2 separate regions of the Homo sapiens genome follow, and region 2 is linked to region 1. The links are chromatin loops, found by intact Hi-C in ENCODE. Cell type or tissue: GM12878. All regions are shown on one strand.

What was found. Peaks named below come from ENCODE experiments on the same cell type or tissue, not always from the same donor. Only the 100,000 strongest peaks of a DNase experiment are listed, where the experiment ranks them.
Region 2: it touches region 1 in a loop (4-fold over the local background); 7 of 110 quality-filtered maps call a loop at or near these places.

Annotation. Positions count from the first base shown.
Region 1 is chr5:118,788,434-118,796,433 of GRCh38, forward strand. No RefSeq gene overlaps it. Among named protein-coding and RNA genes, the nearest start is that of MIR1244-2, 180 kb to the right of the region's middle. In GM12878, CTCF peaks have their summits at 1,207 and 3,788 (motif pointing left); a DNase peak (open chromatin) is centred at 3,728.
Region 2 is chr5:118,613,126-118,621,125 of GRCh38, forward strand. It overlaps LINC02215 (long intergenic non-protein coding RNA 2215), which reads left to right. Exons shown (of 5, transcript NR_104998.1): 4 at 1,168-1,226. Among named protein-coding and RNA genes, the nearest start is that of LINC02215, 21 kb to the left of the region's middle. In GM12878, no CTCF peak of the experiment used is centred here; a DNase peak (open chromatin) is centred at 3,376.

The DNA.
Region 1 (8,000 bases):
CAAATATGGAAGCCTGATAATGGAACATCTGGTCGGGATTGCAGATGTTATGGAATGGCATCCCTATGGTGATGGTAAGTCTCAGAAAGGGAATGACACAGTCAGATTTGAATTTCAGACAGATGGTAAGAGGATATGGGAAGAGTAAGACTTTTGGCAGCTGGACCACTCAGGAGCTATGTCAGAAATCAAGATAGAGATGAGAAAATGCACCTGAACTGGAGGAGTGGAAGGAGGGACAGGGAGGGGCTGAATTGTATGTAGGAAGCCTGGGTGGATGGTCCCACAGCTGAAGAAAAGAGAAGACAGAAGGATGGGCTTTCACCTTCCTTGCTGGGAAGAAAAAAGTTTGGAAGGGTTGAGTTGTGGGTGTCTTCTTGTTGGTTAGTTTAAGAACTTAGCCTATGGAAATCTATTTCATCTTCATAGTTTTCTGAATTTTCCAATTCAGAATTCAAATTTTCTGGGAATTCAAATGACAAAGACACTTAGATTTTGATCCCTATCACCTTAGGTAATTTATTCAACACACAAAGCATCACAAACAACTCAGCTGTGCTTTGTCAAAACAGAATTCCTCATTTCAAATGCCATTGTGACAATACTTGAACATTGGTCAAACTACCAATGAAAAGTTGTCATGGTTTTGATATTATCTCTGGAGGGCAATTAAAAAAAAAAAAACATGGGAGGGCCAACGTACCATAAGGAGAAGGATGTGGGTCCTTTCAAAGAAGCTGATACAAAAGGCTTTGCCCTAGGTTGGCACTTTATCCTAGAGAACATGGCTACAACCTCCCTTTGATACATTACAAATTAATTCCAATGGAAACTGATTTCTGAACAGGAAAATTATGGAACAATGGTATAGATATAAAAGCAAAGCAATGTTGTTGTAGAATAGATGAGCAAACATCATCAGCATTTTTAATGCCCTACACAGGGTGAATCTTTTATAAAGAGATTTGTCTCCTAAATAAACTTCATGGTAAGCAACCCAGAAAGTTAAGTTCCCTTATTAGCCTCTTTTTCTGTTCTTCTCAATGGCCCAGATCTTTTAAAGTGATAAGCAGCAGTTGATAAACAGCAGCTAAGGGAGGACAGGAAATGGGCAGAATTCAGCTCTAGTGACATAAATCTCCACATGCAAATCCCAATCCTGGATATGTGGCTACAACAGTGCCCCCAAATGACACAGAAAAGCATTTGTCTGATTTCTTTATTTAAGTATATTTTTCATGTGTTACCATTATAAACACATAAAAAAGGATTTCATTTCCTACTTGACATATTCATTCCCAATGATTTGCATGTCCAAGTGAAGATCTGAAAACTCTCCAAACAACCCACAATAACATGAGAGGAGGAAGGAAATGAAGAAGGTAGGGGTTGAGGAGGGGTTCGGGGTTAAGAGCAATCTGCATTTCTTTTTATGTTCCGTACTTGTTTAACAGGCTATAATCAATATCACTACTGATTTTGTTCCAGCTAAGTTGCAAGCACAGCTGGTTTCAGCACTAGGAAAACTGACTACCAGATTAAAATATTATGTATAAGTTAATGTAAGAGTGCCTATATTTCTTAGGCATCTCTTAGTTAATGGCATCTGTGTTTCATTCTTGGTTGCCCATTGCAAATTGCTTCACTTTTCTATATAAGATAGTCCTAATCAGTAAAATGGGAATAATGTAGCCAGCACCATTCTGTGAGTATAGGCAGCATCTGATATTAAATTTGACCCCTTTATAAATACCTCTAGAGCAAAGGCAAAGTATGGTCCAAGGACCAGTGGCATCAACCTCATCTGGAAATCTACTAGAAATTCTGAATGACAAGCCCCACATGAGATTTTTGAAATGAATCAGAAATTGCATTTCAACAAGACACTTAAGTAATACTGATGGATCAAGGACCACGCTTTGAGTAGCAGTGCCCTAGAACCATGCTGCTGATCTGCAAAGTGTTCCTAGTCCATTACTAGATGAGTACAGAATTTGGGTGTAAGGAATTAAAACATTTATAGTCATTTGACCTTGTGGTCACATCCAAAGCACATACACAGTGAAGACTCATCTCCTTCGATAGGAATGGACCCGGGGAGGCTTCAGGCCTGATGTGGTCAGTTGGATGTGACACAAGTTGCTATCAGTCATGGACAACAGAACTACACATCGTCATGATGGATTTTTTAAAGGAAATGAAAGAGGGAAAGTAGCCTATCACAGTGTCTGAAAAGCACTACTCTAGAGCATGGGTCAGCAAATTTTTTCTATAAAGGGACAGATAATAAATCTCTTAAGCTCTGTAAGTCATAAGGCCTCTGTCACAACCATTCAGCTTCATCACTGTAAAATGGCAATGGGCCATATGTAAGGAAATGTGCATGACTGTGTTTCAATAAAACTTTACTTATCAAAATAGGTAGAGGGTCAGATTTGGCCCATGTCCTGTGCTGACTCCTAATTTAGAGGACCAGCGTTAGCCAAATACAATGCCACCAGAAGATTATGCTGAATCCACTTGATCCAATACAAACCCTTACCTTTAAGAACTAAGAAGGAGATAACACACCCATCCCCCATCCCCTACTTTTGTCAGTGATTTTCCCTACTTGCAGTGGCCATAGCAGAAACAGAAGCTTCTCTGCTCCTTGTGTTCCTGTAATAGTGGGAAATCAGCCAGGACGAGGCCAAACACACGTGGACAACCCTCAGCTACTATCCTAGCAAAACAAGAGGATGAAAAAGGAAATGTCCATAATGGAGAAGGAAAAAAATTAATTCTCCCTTTTTCTAGTTCAGGGTTCTGCAAACTATGGCCCATAAGTCAAATCCAGCCTGCTGCCTATTTTTGTGAAGAAAGTTTTATTAGAACAAAGCTATACCCATTCATCTATATATCACCCATGGCTACTTTTGAGCTAAAGTGGCAGAGTTGGGTAGCCGCAACTGAGACCTTATGGCCTGCAGAGCCTAAAATATTTATTATTTGGGTCTTTACAGAAAAGTTTGCCACCTCTGCTGTCGTTCCTCATGCCATGACTGGTAGCCCCTTGTTCTAGAGAGCTACCAACAAATGGATAAGATGTAGGTTTCTATGTTACCATTAATAGGACTGTTGCCAACTGCTTCCACTGGAAAAATCTTCCTCTGCTAAACAAACCGACACAGAAAGGGAGGCTTCTTGCTGAGTTTCTCTCAAGTTTCTTAATGGCTTTCAAGTTCCTTTTAAGTAGGTTATTTTACTGTTAAAAACTATATAGACAGAGTTACTTATTTATGAGGCAGTCTATTAGTCATGTAAAGGCAGGAATAACTTGGTGCCTTTTTACATTAAACTCATACAAAGAATATTAAAAGCCTTGACAAGCTAAAAGCTTGGCAGGGCAGACAACATCAACCTTGCATCTAGACCTCTGGAACAGTCCCAAAGTGGGTGAAGGGAGCAGGGAGAACAGTTGCCAAACAAACGGGGTCTCTTTTTTCCCAGAGAATTCAAGACTGTTTTTGTCAAAGCTTCAAAGAATAGAAAGCATATTAAATACATGGAGCAAACTTCAACAAACAAAACCTTCCGGCCTTTGAATTCATTGTAAGTAACACTCCTAACACGGCAAGAAAGTAGGCTGTGACGGTTTGGGTGAAAGCAGAAATCCACAAAAAAAGCTCTGTGTAACATGGTGTTAACAAAACACAGTTGTTTCACTTTAGAGAGTTGGAAAGAAGCAAGTGCTGTATCATTGACCAAATCTTCTGCAGTGGCTCCTTATAAATACTACTAGTGCCACCTTCTGGTCATCTGATTCTATGGCAGGCCTCCTGTCACAAGGCCTCACTTTCCCCAATCCAGCAAATGATGTGTATTGTACAATCATGGACTCCTACAAAAGAGATCTGCAGGGTTCTCTAGAGGTCGTTACAGATTACAGACCGCCCAGACCAAGCTGCACTTTTAAGATTTCATATACTTCAAGACAATGGTTTAGCCTCACTGGAAAAACCACGAACATTTCCACTCCTAATTCTTGGCTCCAAAAGCTTGAGAACTCTCTGTCAGCAAGAGAAATACAACTATGCAACTGAGATTTCACTCCCTCCCAGCTCTCCTCACATCCCCAGAGACAGCCAGGCAAAGGGCAAGTCACTGGAGAAGACAAGAAGTAAGTCACTATTTGGAGCCACTTTCCCCAGACAAGGAGGAAAGGAAGCCCAACACCACTCAGAATTTGGACCATGTTTCTTTAGCCAGGATGCCATGCCCGCCCTGGGAGTATTTTGGGGGCCAAAGAATGGTAGGAAAGCTTGTTGCTCTTCTGTTTTGTAACTCTTGCTGCAGAAATTTGATTAAATAAATAAGCAGAGGAAGCACCCAAAAACTGCTGGGCAAAGCCCTCCTACACAACGCAAGTATACAACCGACCTTATTCCTCCCAGAACAGGACCTCTCTATCCTCCCTGTCTTCAGGTTCAGTCTCACACATTGGATCGACAGAAGAGCAGGACTCAGCTGAGAGGCTTTGAGGAGGAAGACCAGGAAGGGAAGGCTTAAAGCATGACAGGGAGGTACAGCCCAGTGGGAAATACAGAAGGGCCTCAGGGGAAAGGGAGTTTAGCTTTCTCCACCTTGACAGAAATGCAGTCCTAGCCTCCCTGTGCTAAATCCTTTTGCTTCTGATTTGAAAAACATTCAGCTTCCTGAAAAGAAAAAGCTATCAGAGGCCTTTTCTTAATCCATCTTGCACATCCTCAGAGTTGATGTCAACAAGCCACAAAGGGAGTTCCTACCAGTCCTCCCTGGGCTGAGTAATGAGGGCAATGAGACAGGGCTAGTATGGTCCCGGATCCCCAGGGGAGGGAGCGGAAGGATGTTCATGGGGATCCTCTGGGCTCTGTCAGGAAGAGGGAGATCCTCTGAGGAGACAAGGCATTTGTCTCAACGAAAAATGGTTGTACTGGGGGTAAATGTCATACTTAATTAAGCCAACCAATGATAAAGGAAGCAAGCTGCCATCTCTTTGGAGTGTTTGAAAAACAGTATTTGGGCTTAGAAGATATTGTTATGATTTATAATTATAGCTTCAATTTATTGACAGACACTGTTTTCTTAAATCAGATTGGCATTTGTTACCTCTGTTTTACTGATAATGAAACTCAGAAATGTTCAAGGTCAAAGGGAACAGGGAAAAGAAAACCTAGCACTGTCTCCAAAGCCTGTACTCTGTCCACTCTGCTCCATGCCCCCCTTCTTTAGAGCAGGTGGTTTTCTCTCACAATATAAAGTCTAAAAATGAGCACCTGTATTGAGTTGTCTGCATTTCTGGAACAAAGAACCTGAAACATGGATTTCCACACTGGGAGAATTGCAGAAGTGTTCCTGTGGACAACTGACTCCTGACCTGTAAACTCCCAACTGAAACGGACCACGGGCTTAGGAGCTGGCTTTAGCAACAGCTCTTCTTGCAGCCAGAATAAAGCCACAGTAGCTATCCTCTGCCAAGAGTCTTAGTTCAAGCTGCATAGATTGGGTGGGTTATAAACAACAGAAATTTATTTCTTGCAGTTCTGGAAGCTAGAAATCTGAGATCAGGGTGCCAGCATGGTGAAGGGCCTCTTCCAGGTTGCAGACTGCTGACTTCTCATTGTATCCTTACATAGAAGAAACAGGGCAAGAGAGTTACCTGAAGTTCTTTTTATAATGACACTAATCTTGCTCATGAGTGCTGTACTCTCATGACCTAATTACCTCCCAAAGTCCCCATCTCCTAATACACTGCAGGTTACAATTTCAATGTGTAATTTTAGGAGGACACAAATATTCAGCCCATTGTACCAAGTTAGCGGGCTGAAAATGCACTGCTCATCTCAGCCCCACACAGTCATCATCTCATTGCCATCTTTTTCTGTGTCCTTCACTTTTTACCTGGACTTCACTAGGGTGAGAGAAGAGGTCATGATCTATAACAGGTAGTTGTTTTACCCTTGTCCCTGATACACAGTGTTATCAGCCACAGTTTTTCTACAGCAGACACCAGCAGCTCGATGATCCAGACAGATAAGAAACATCTCCACAGTGACCAGAGAAGACTCCAAAGACAGCACAAACACCCAGACAATAACTCATTACCATACACTGGCATCCTTGAGTCTGCCCTCGCTGATACCCATATAGCGCCTTAGGGAGCAGAAAGTGGAGGGGCAAATCCTTGGGAAAAAAAAAAGAAATATCCTTTTCTTGTAAGAAGTTTGAACCTTGAATTTAAATGAATACTTATCTGAAAGACACTTGAGCTAACCCAACAGAGTCTATTTAAAAACCAAAGAGGCCAAGTTATCAAGATACCAAGAACTGACAAGTTTTCGATTGATTTTTTTCTTGCTACTGAATGGAATATGGGATTGAGGACAAAATGAGAGCACTTATAAGAAATAAAGGATACTACCTTTTTATTTTGCATATTTAAGTTGTAATGTATAAATGTTGTCCGATTTTTACGTGTGTGTTTGTACGCATGTTTTATGTGAAATAGCTCCTTTTTGACAAGGTCAATCTGGATTTCAGTAAGGCATTTTTTTTTACGTTTCCCATCATGTCTTTGAGGACAAGATGGAGCAATGCAGGCCAGTTGGTAAAACACTTATGTGAACTCTCGTGCTGCCTATATTTTGTTCCTCTTTGGACACCAAATTTTCAGGGAGACATTAGCAAAGTGGATTTCCTGTAAGAGAATAACTGGTTTAATGAAGAATCTGGTAATCCGATCGAAGAAGGAATGGATATTTTATCTTGGAAAAATGAAGACTCTGGGTGAAGTAGGGTAAAGGGTATGCATCCGTGATAAAGTGGAATGAGTATCTCTGGGAGGCAACCAAGGTTCAAATCATGAATTTTTCTTTACTACAAAATGTCCTCCCCATACACTGTATGTATTATAACTCTATGGTTCTCCACAATATCTACAGGGCAGGTGAGCAGTGCAGGCTGCTGGGAGACACAGAGCCAGAGCTAGAGAAAAGGGGGTAGATAGCAAATGTAGGAAATGTGGGAGAAGAATCAGCAGCCCCAGGGAGGAGTTAATAGTCACAAAGTAAGTCCATATTCCACATATGCTATCTCTGGTGCAAGTCCAAATGGAAGGCAATAGGGTTCTATCACAAAGAAGTACAGAGAATGTGGCTTCAGAATGGTCAAGTGGGGCAGAGATGGTAAGACAGCCAAATCTGGTGCAGGGCTGTATCCAGGGAAATCAGTCCAGGAGATGGTGGCAATGGTCATAAACAGGCCCAACCCCTAGATATGAACCCAGAAGGAACACAGCTGGAAACCAATACCCAGCCATCCTGGTGATAAGGGAGATATCCATATCCCAAACACCGTACTAACAGAGCAAGACAGGGAGAAAGCCCATGAAGAAGGGGATTAGTCTGCCTCAGGGGAAATACAGAAAGCTGCCCCCTTGCTAGGCCTATTGGACCATGGACTTGCCTGAAATTCCAACTTAGTATGATAATTCCCTTGACTTAAATGTAAATGGACCTTAAGTCTTTCTTACCATAATGCCTGTAATCTCAGGAAAAATAGTTTATTAAACCATTTCAATGTATTAACACCTTAATGAGGCTAAGTTCCAGTAGTGGCACTCATTTCCAGTAGTGGCAGCTAGCTGGGATCCAAGTAGATTAGGAATCTGCTTTGTTTAGCTTAGATGACTGGCTGGGAGGGCCAAACGAGGGCATTATGCACTGCCTAGGGCGAGAAGACCTTTGCAGGCAGAGCAGAGCAAAAAGGAGCCCAGACTGCTGAGTGGCCTGAGAATCCTAGGTATCTGGGAGCCAGGACAGGTGGAGGATGAAGCCCAGGAAACAGGAGATTGGTAACAGAAGGGAATGTGTGAGGGCCCTGAAGGCAAACCTCATCTACATGACAGTTCAACTGAGAGCCAGGCCCACCCACTGCTGCTGTATTTCACATCTTTCTGACAACAGCAAAATGCACATGCATTC
Region 2 (8,000 bases), 180 kb before region 1:
GTAGAGATAGGGTTTCACTATGTTGGCCAGGCTGGTCTCGAACTCCTGACCTCAAGTGATCCACCAGCCTTGGCCTCCCAAAGTGCTGGGATTACAGGCCTGAGCCACCACGTCTGGACTTAATCATATGTATTTTAACTCATGGCACCTAATTCTGCTATTAGATTTAAAGACATGTCTATAATGCAAAAATATCAGCCTAGATACATGTGCACTAGCCCCTACTGACATTTTCAACTGGCAAGTTGTCAAAATAAGGCCCTTCCAAGGATTCAGAGTCCCATCAAGCATATGTGCATCAAGCATCAATGCCACAGCAGGCATTAGGATCATGTATCTGGGTTCTCCTGGTATTTTAGATGCTCAACAGGCCACACCAATGCAACATAACCTAAATTTCACGTGCCCTCTCCTCCCAAATCTCCTCAACCTCCATCTGCTCTGTTATCATTAGCTCTGATGGCCATGGTAGAAACCTGTCAGATATGCTTCCCCTTCCCATCACTGGGTACCTAGCTTAACGAGGTAGAACTCACAAGTCACCAGTTCCTAAGGGTTATTTTTCCCTAAGAGCCCCCAAACTCAGCTTCCCTTGTCCTGATCTACCTTTGCTCAGATACTTGTAATTTCTACATGAATTTCTACAGCAAAGACCTCCCTGAGTTCGGGCTTATACTAATTGGTATATACACAGAATATTTTTGTTGTTGTTGTTGAGACGGAGTCTTGCTCTGTCGCCAGGCTGGACTGGAGTGCCACGATCTTGGCTCGCTGCAACCTCCACCTCCCAGGTTCAAGCGATTCTCATGCCTCAGCCTCCCAAGTAGCTGGGACTACAGGTGCCTGCCACCACACCCAGCTAATTTTTGTATTTTTAGTAGAGATGGGGTCTCACCATGTTGGCCAGGATGGTCTTGATCTCTTGACCTCGTGATCGGCCCACCTCGGCCTCCCAAAGTGCTGGGGATTACAGGCGAATGATATTTCTTTTTGTGGAAAATATTATGAAACTAACAGTTGCACAGTATTGAAAACACCTGTGTAACACAGAAGACATGTGAGGAAAAGTGAGTCTCCAACTCACCACACTTCAGCCCGCTTACTAGAGGCCATTACTTCTGTATCCATGAGAAAGTTCACACATGTTTTCTTTCTCTTTTAATACAGATGCAAACAAAATGTTGAACTTGGCCTTTCTGGTCTTCACCTCTCTTGGGACTGCTCAGGTAAGTGCAGGGCCAATGATCAGAACAGCCACTCCTTCAAAATGCACTTATGGTGCCCCTTGCCACTGGTCAACGATCTTACAAAAGTCAACTTCCTCCTGGACATGAAACAGCTTTAACTGAAGTGGTGAAAACGGCCTCCTTCCTTAGGTTTAAGAAGAGAGCACATAGAGGTGGAAGGTTTTTTCCTGGAGAGGCAATTTAGCTTATGGATTAAGTACACAGACTCTAATTTGGACAATTCAGGTTTGGTTCCTGGTTGTATCACTAATACACTTTGTGATCTTCAGCACAGACTAATGCAGGCAGAGGTTATAATCTCTTGTGTGCCTTTGTTTCTTGTCGGCACAGTAGGAATGATAACAATAGTATCTACTTCATAGAGTGGATATAATGATTTAAAGAGTTAATATTTGTTATTTGCTAATAACAACGCCTGGTGTATACTAAGTATTATTAAAACGTCTGTCATGTAAAATTTAAAGTAGTCTGCGAAATGCATTATATAAACACATACCCTGACTCAACGTGTTCCCACTCAGCTTTCTTACAACTCCTCCTCCACATCCTATCTTTGTAAGTAGTGGAACCACATGCAAAGATCACAAGTTACCAAATTAATCATTTCATGGTGTGGGTAAAATTTCAGTTTAAATCTTCAGTATTTGGATTTCAAATTAAGTGTATGATTAAGCATTAATGGTGTGTGATGATAGTTAACCTTAAAATGGGAAATATTTTTACAAAGAAATCTTTATTCCTTGTGAGCCAGTGAAAAATTATTTATTATGTATTAAATTTTTGCTGCTGCACAGCAACAGCAGATTGATGAGCTGTTACGGGCTGAATTATTCTCCAGGTTAAAGGTGACTTTTGGTTGTATTAATCACCTAGTGTAAAACTAAAGTAGACACGAGAGAGCCTTGCTTCTGACAACCCCCTGCACAGCCCTGCCCAGCCCAGCCCAGGCCAGCTTACTCGTTGTGAAAGCCGGTTCTTTTCTTGAAATGTTGGGTAAACCAAGGTCCCACTAAGATTGTCTTCCTTCATCCTGTACTGTCCATCAAGGTTCCTCATTTACACCGACTTTAAGTTTGAATCAAAAATTAGATTGAAGTTTAAAATGTCATTTTAAGCCAAAGAAAAGCCAACTTATCATTCTGAAAATTCCTCATGTAAAGAACGCTCCCCTCAGGAGCACAGCTCCACGCCACTGACCTGTTCTTTCTCTTCCTCCCCATCTCCTCCTCCACTTGACTCTCTTATGTGGTCACTTATCCACAGAAATTGCTATCACCCTCACATTTTAAGTAAATTACTATTCCAGTAAAAGTGCTAAATGCTGCCTAGGAAAACTGAAGCCTGTACTTCTCCTTGGTAATGAACTGTTTTCAAAGACAAACAATATTACTTATTTTCATTTATCCAGCACTATACCAGGCTCCGAGGATACAAAAGCGAATAAGATAGAAATGGTTTGTGCCTTGACAGAGTCTACATTCTTCTGAGAGGGACAGATAAAACAAGTTATCAGTCAACAAATATAATGCTCACAAATTATGATTCAATTAAATGATAAAATCAAATGGTGTTTAAAGAAGAATCTGTACTTCAGAGCAAGCATTCTCAACCTTGGTTACCACATTAGAATCACATGAGAAGCTTTCAATAATCCCAAGTCACATCCCAGCATGAATTATAAAATATTTGTGGGGTAGGATCAGGCACCACTTTTTAAACAACCACTTGGCTCCCAAGTGATTCTAAAATATAGCCAAGATTCAGTATCATCGTTCTACTCTTACAGAAAAATATTATAGAATTGCATACACCTAAGAGCAATCTGGTTCCTTTCTTGATTAAACTTAATTTATTATTAAATACTAGTAGGGTGACCTTAAGTGAGCTATTTAGACTATAATGCTTATGTGCCTATAAAAATGTAAACAACACACATGGAAGCTTTCTGGGGTGCAGTTTCTCATGGATGATTGTGTGTGATAAAACCAGTTATCTGAAGTTTCTCAGACATGTGTTCAGAGTCTTAACTAGCACTATTCAGAATGAACTACGGCCCATGGCCACCCATGCGATAGGTTACTAATATTCATTTTCATTTCAAGTCATTTCTCTTGGTTTCACATATAAGGACTACAGTGTACTGTGGTTAGCAGGGTAGAGGAAGCAGATAACTGATATGCCAAACTGATGTGCTGGAAGTAGTAAGAACACAACCCCTACCACAACTATGGGAGCCCAACCTTGGATGCCTATCAGACAATTATTACATCTTGATTAATGTAATAATCAAGCCAGGAGAGGTCAAAGCATGCCAGTACTTCCATACTTGGTTATAAAGATGACAAAAAAATAATAGAATTATTCTGGTGGATGGCGACATACATCCACAATGTGGGACTGACCACCTGAAAACAGTTGGTGTAGTTATATGGGCCACTGGATTTGGAAAATCCAGAAACAAAAATTTCTTATTCTTCCTCCTCCTGTTACTCCTTATCTCAGTGTAACCTTCAAATTTCTCCCTTCCTGAGAACAAAAATAGGTTCAATTCTCTCCGATTCAGCAATCAGACTCCAATGATATTACATCTCATTCAATGCCAAAATGGACTGGATTGGAAACAGCAACAGTACTACTGTCCCTGTACCTCAAGATCTTTACTTCAGCTGGTAGGTACAAGATGGGCAAAAGAAAACAAATACAATGATAGCATAATGACATTTCCCAAATCTCAAAATATTCTCAACTGCAATTTAGGTTTAAAATTCAGTTCTTGAATTAGTCATTTAAGTATTTGTCCCAAATCAAAAATTAGGATGGCATTCTATACTTTACCAATTTTAATTTCTCTTATTTAAATGATTATGAAATAAAGAATCTATTTTGAAAACTAATGTAATAAATATAACAGATGCAGGAGGATAGCCACCAAGTGGCTGATGCACATACTAGTGAGGGAAAATGCAACATATTTGAGACATACATTTCAGGACATTCTCTAACTTCACCGATTTCTGTTTGGAGGATGCGCAATTGCCTCTGGGCACATATTACACAGTGAAATAGAAAGAGACAGTACCTGCCAAAAGAATTTATAATCTTCAGGAAGAAGATAAACATCCCACACTCACATACTTGTTAGTATGCATAAGCACATAACCTAATTGTATGAAAAGGATTTAATATTCTGGGTGCCAATGCTCCATCCAGTTAAGCATCAGTGAGCACGAATAAGGGAGCTCAGTTATTCAAGAAACTTTTTTGGTAACTTTCTACTAAAACCTAATGTTTATAAATTATCAGGAGGAAATGCACTATATGCCAGGGAGTTCAGTAAATATTCTACTTCATCTTGACACCAGGCATCAGAGTACACCCAAGGACAAGTAATAATCCTTGGAAAATGTGCAGATAGCTGGATCATGTTGCTTAAAAATGGAATATCCTTTCTCACAACGAAATGCCTCAAGGAAATTTTGTGCATATCTCAGGTCCAAACACTTTGTGCTTCAGAATCCCTTAAGCATGTGCTTCTCTCCCCTTGGTTTGGTGAGAATGCATGGTGCAGAATTCTGATATAGTCTTTGTGAATCCAGTATATGATATCATTAAAATAGCTCAGATAAGTCAGTAAATTAGGAGGAAAAGGTAATTCTAATAATTTACTGAAGGCACAGAGATGTCATAACCCATGGAGATGCCAGGGCATATATCTCAGTGCACAGCTCCAGAGGTCACTATTTACTTGGAATTGGGAGTTCCATTCCCTCAGGACACAAGAGGAATGAGGCTTGGGAAATTGAAGAGTAGAAGGCCCAAGCTCCTACTCAAGCTCCACTTTTACCTGTTTTATATTTGGCTTATAGGTAAGATTTAAGGAAAGCCTGAAAACATTGACTTAGGTTACTTTGTGAGAAATCAAAATGGCTTAGAAAGCTGTTTGTCTTCTACTTGTGTTTTTCCTACTCATTCAAGAAAAGTAAAGAAAGGAAAAAGGCAAAACATATATTGGGCACATATATATGCCACATACCCTAGCAAAGACCAAGTGCTTTAACATGCATAATTACAACTAACAGCAAAACAATCCTATGCTTTATTATCCAAATTTGCAGAATCTCAGTGAAAACTGAGATCCAGAGAGGTAAGGGAGCTACCTTGAGCACAAGCAAGGTAGTAAGCAGAAGAGTGGAAAGATAAATCCAGGACTCTAAGATTTATGATCTTGCATCTATAACATCTTGCTTTCCAAGATGACAGGACTCATGGTGGCAGGGAGCGCTCTCTGTGCACTGCACAATGGCAACCTGTGGAAATTAAAATGCTGTCTTTTAGGGTCAATTTATATACCATATTATTCCAGGTTCTAGTATAGATAAATAGCAGCAGAAGCCAAATATTTAAGACAATTTCAATTTCTATCCATTAAATAATTTTCCATAGAAATTAGGGAAACCACAATTGTCTTATTTTAGCATGAAAACCCGCTTATTAGGGAGAATAAGTGGAAACAGAATCCCAGGGAACCTGCAACCGCTCTAATACAGTCCCTTCCCTATAGCAGCACTGAGATAAGGTCTTCCTTTCTGCCTTCCACCAGCCCTGCCTGGCCTTCCCTCCTCTTAACAATGCTTCAATTCTATAATTTTGCTTCAGCGTTAAAGGGGCAAGTGAAAGCTCAGAGAGCTCAAGGATCTGTGTTTTTCTTCCATTTTAAATGAGAGCTCCATAGCAGAATACTAGAGTTTCATGCCCAGTGGAGGATGCAATACTGTGTAATCACTGTTTTCTTAGGCTGTGTTTGACATTGTTCTGTTTCTGCCCTATTTGAATTTTCTACACCCCCTTTAGCCTGAAATCATCATTATATCCCCAAGTGGCACCAAAAGTAGAGCAACATAAAACTACTACTTGATCTACATTTAAGGAGTATCTTTTGAAGATAAAAATTCTTCAGCTTCATAAAATTTTAAGGCTTTTATTTTCTTATTGCCATTTGTCATCCCCCTTTCTCAATGCTATTCATTGGGCCAAGCCCTCTACTACATAGAAATAACAAGTGAAAAACATGGGGACAAAAGGAGACAAGAAGAGGACAGAAGGGTAGTGTTTAGGGTTGTAAGAGTGACACCTTTGTGCACAGAACCTAAAGTGGAGCGTGTTGGGGAACAAGGGGCTGTGAGAGAGAGAATGTCTGGCAGCATCTGAGAATTTGGGATGCAGGGACTATCAATGTGAATAAATGCATCCAGCATACATATATAAATAAGGCAGGAACCATTGAGGGTGAAGTAAATTCAAATTTTTGAAACACCTACCTGCACCAAGTCCCAGATATACTTATCAAATCAGTGTAAACAACTCAGTAAACATTTATAAAACTAAGAAACATTTTCTCTCACACCCAAGAATCTCAATATCCTGAGTATCTAGTGGGTCCACTGTCTGACTCATTTGCTTTTTCTCCTTCCCACTAGCAGACAGAGAGCAGGTTAAACAGCTCGTTTAAATGAGGTTTGAAATTGCACGTGAACTTTGATTATCATAGTCACTCCTTTCTCCCATTTTCCTAAACAATCGAGCTGACTGCACAGAGCCATTTTAAAAATAAATTGGCATTCTTAACTACACAGCTGGCATAGATTGTTACTCACCCTTGGTTACTCTGACTTGCAAAACTGATCTATGTGAAGATGTAAAAATCTCCATATGTTACTGTGACATTCTTAAATGGTCACAGACTTGGGCTATGAAAGCACATCTAGCAATAAAGGGTCATCCTCAGCTAAAATGTTAATTCTTTTAGCAGCTGAAAAGTCTGCCCTCTTGGACATACCTCAGAGCTGAAACCTTATTACATAAGGCACAATCTCATTGGGCATGCAGAGTAAATAACCTCGTTAAGAATGTAGTGTGAAGAACTGCAGTTCAAATGGGGTCAAAGGGGGTGAACAAAGTAAGAGGAAGAGGCAGTCAAGTGTAAGACCGCTATGGGGTGTAATTTATGGTCTTTAATAATTTGGGCATGTCAAGTGTTAAGAGAACTGTTTGCTTGGCACCAGACAGGGGCTAATGAAAGCACCCAATGAGGAAACCTGACTCAGGATGCTGAAAACCTGCCCCAATGAGCTAAGGGAATGATGGTACAGGGCTCTGCAGGGTCAGCTGGCCTGCTGACCAAAGCTGTCAGAGAAGCCAGGCTTGAGGCAACTAAGAAAGAGCTTAATTATCCAGACTTTTTCATTAGAATTGGGACTAAACAGCAGGAGAAGTGTGCTGGACCACCAATTAGGTTACTTAGAAGGTTACTCAGTTTAAGATGAGAAGTAGAGGTGAGGCAGAGCCTGGAGGAGGCAAACATCAAAAGCCCTTTTGGCCATCAGGGGGTTCCCCTTCCTACTGTGGACCAGGCCATTCCCATGACCTAACACTTCAGTAGGTCTTCATTTCTGGCACCATTGAAATTCTGGCCTTCTCTCTCAGAGAAGAATGTCATAACCCATGATACCCACTGAACTTTAGTCAGTGCAATTTTAAGATATTTTACTGCACATTGAGTTTTACTGCCAAATGCTATTATTATTACAATTCTCTTTTTAAGAAAACCACACTATAACAAAAGCATGTTTTTCTAACAGCTGCCCTCATCAGAGTTCACAGAATGAACTTCAGTGGCAGGATCACTCAAGAAGACATTTGAAGCAGAAAATATTCATTCTGGCTCCCACTTCATTTATGTTCCCAGAGAAACCC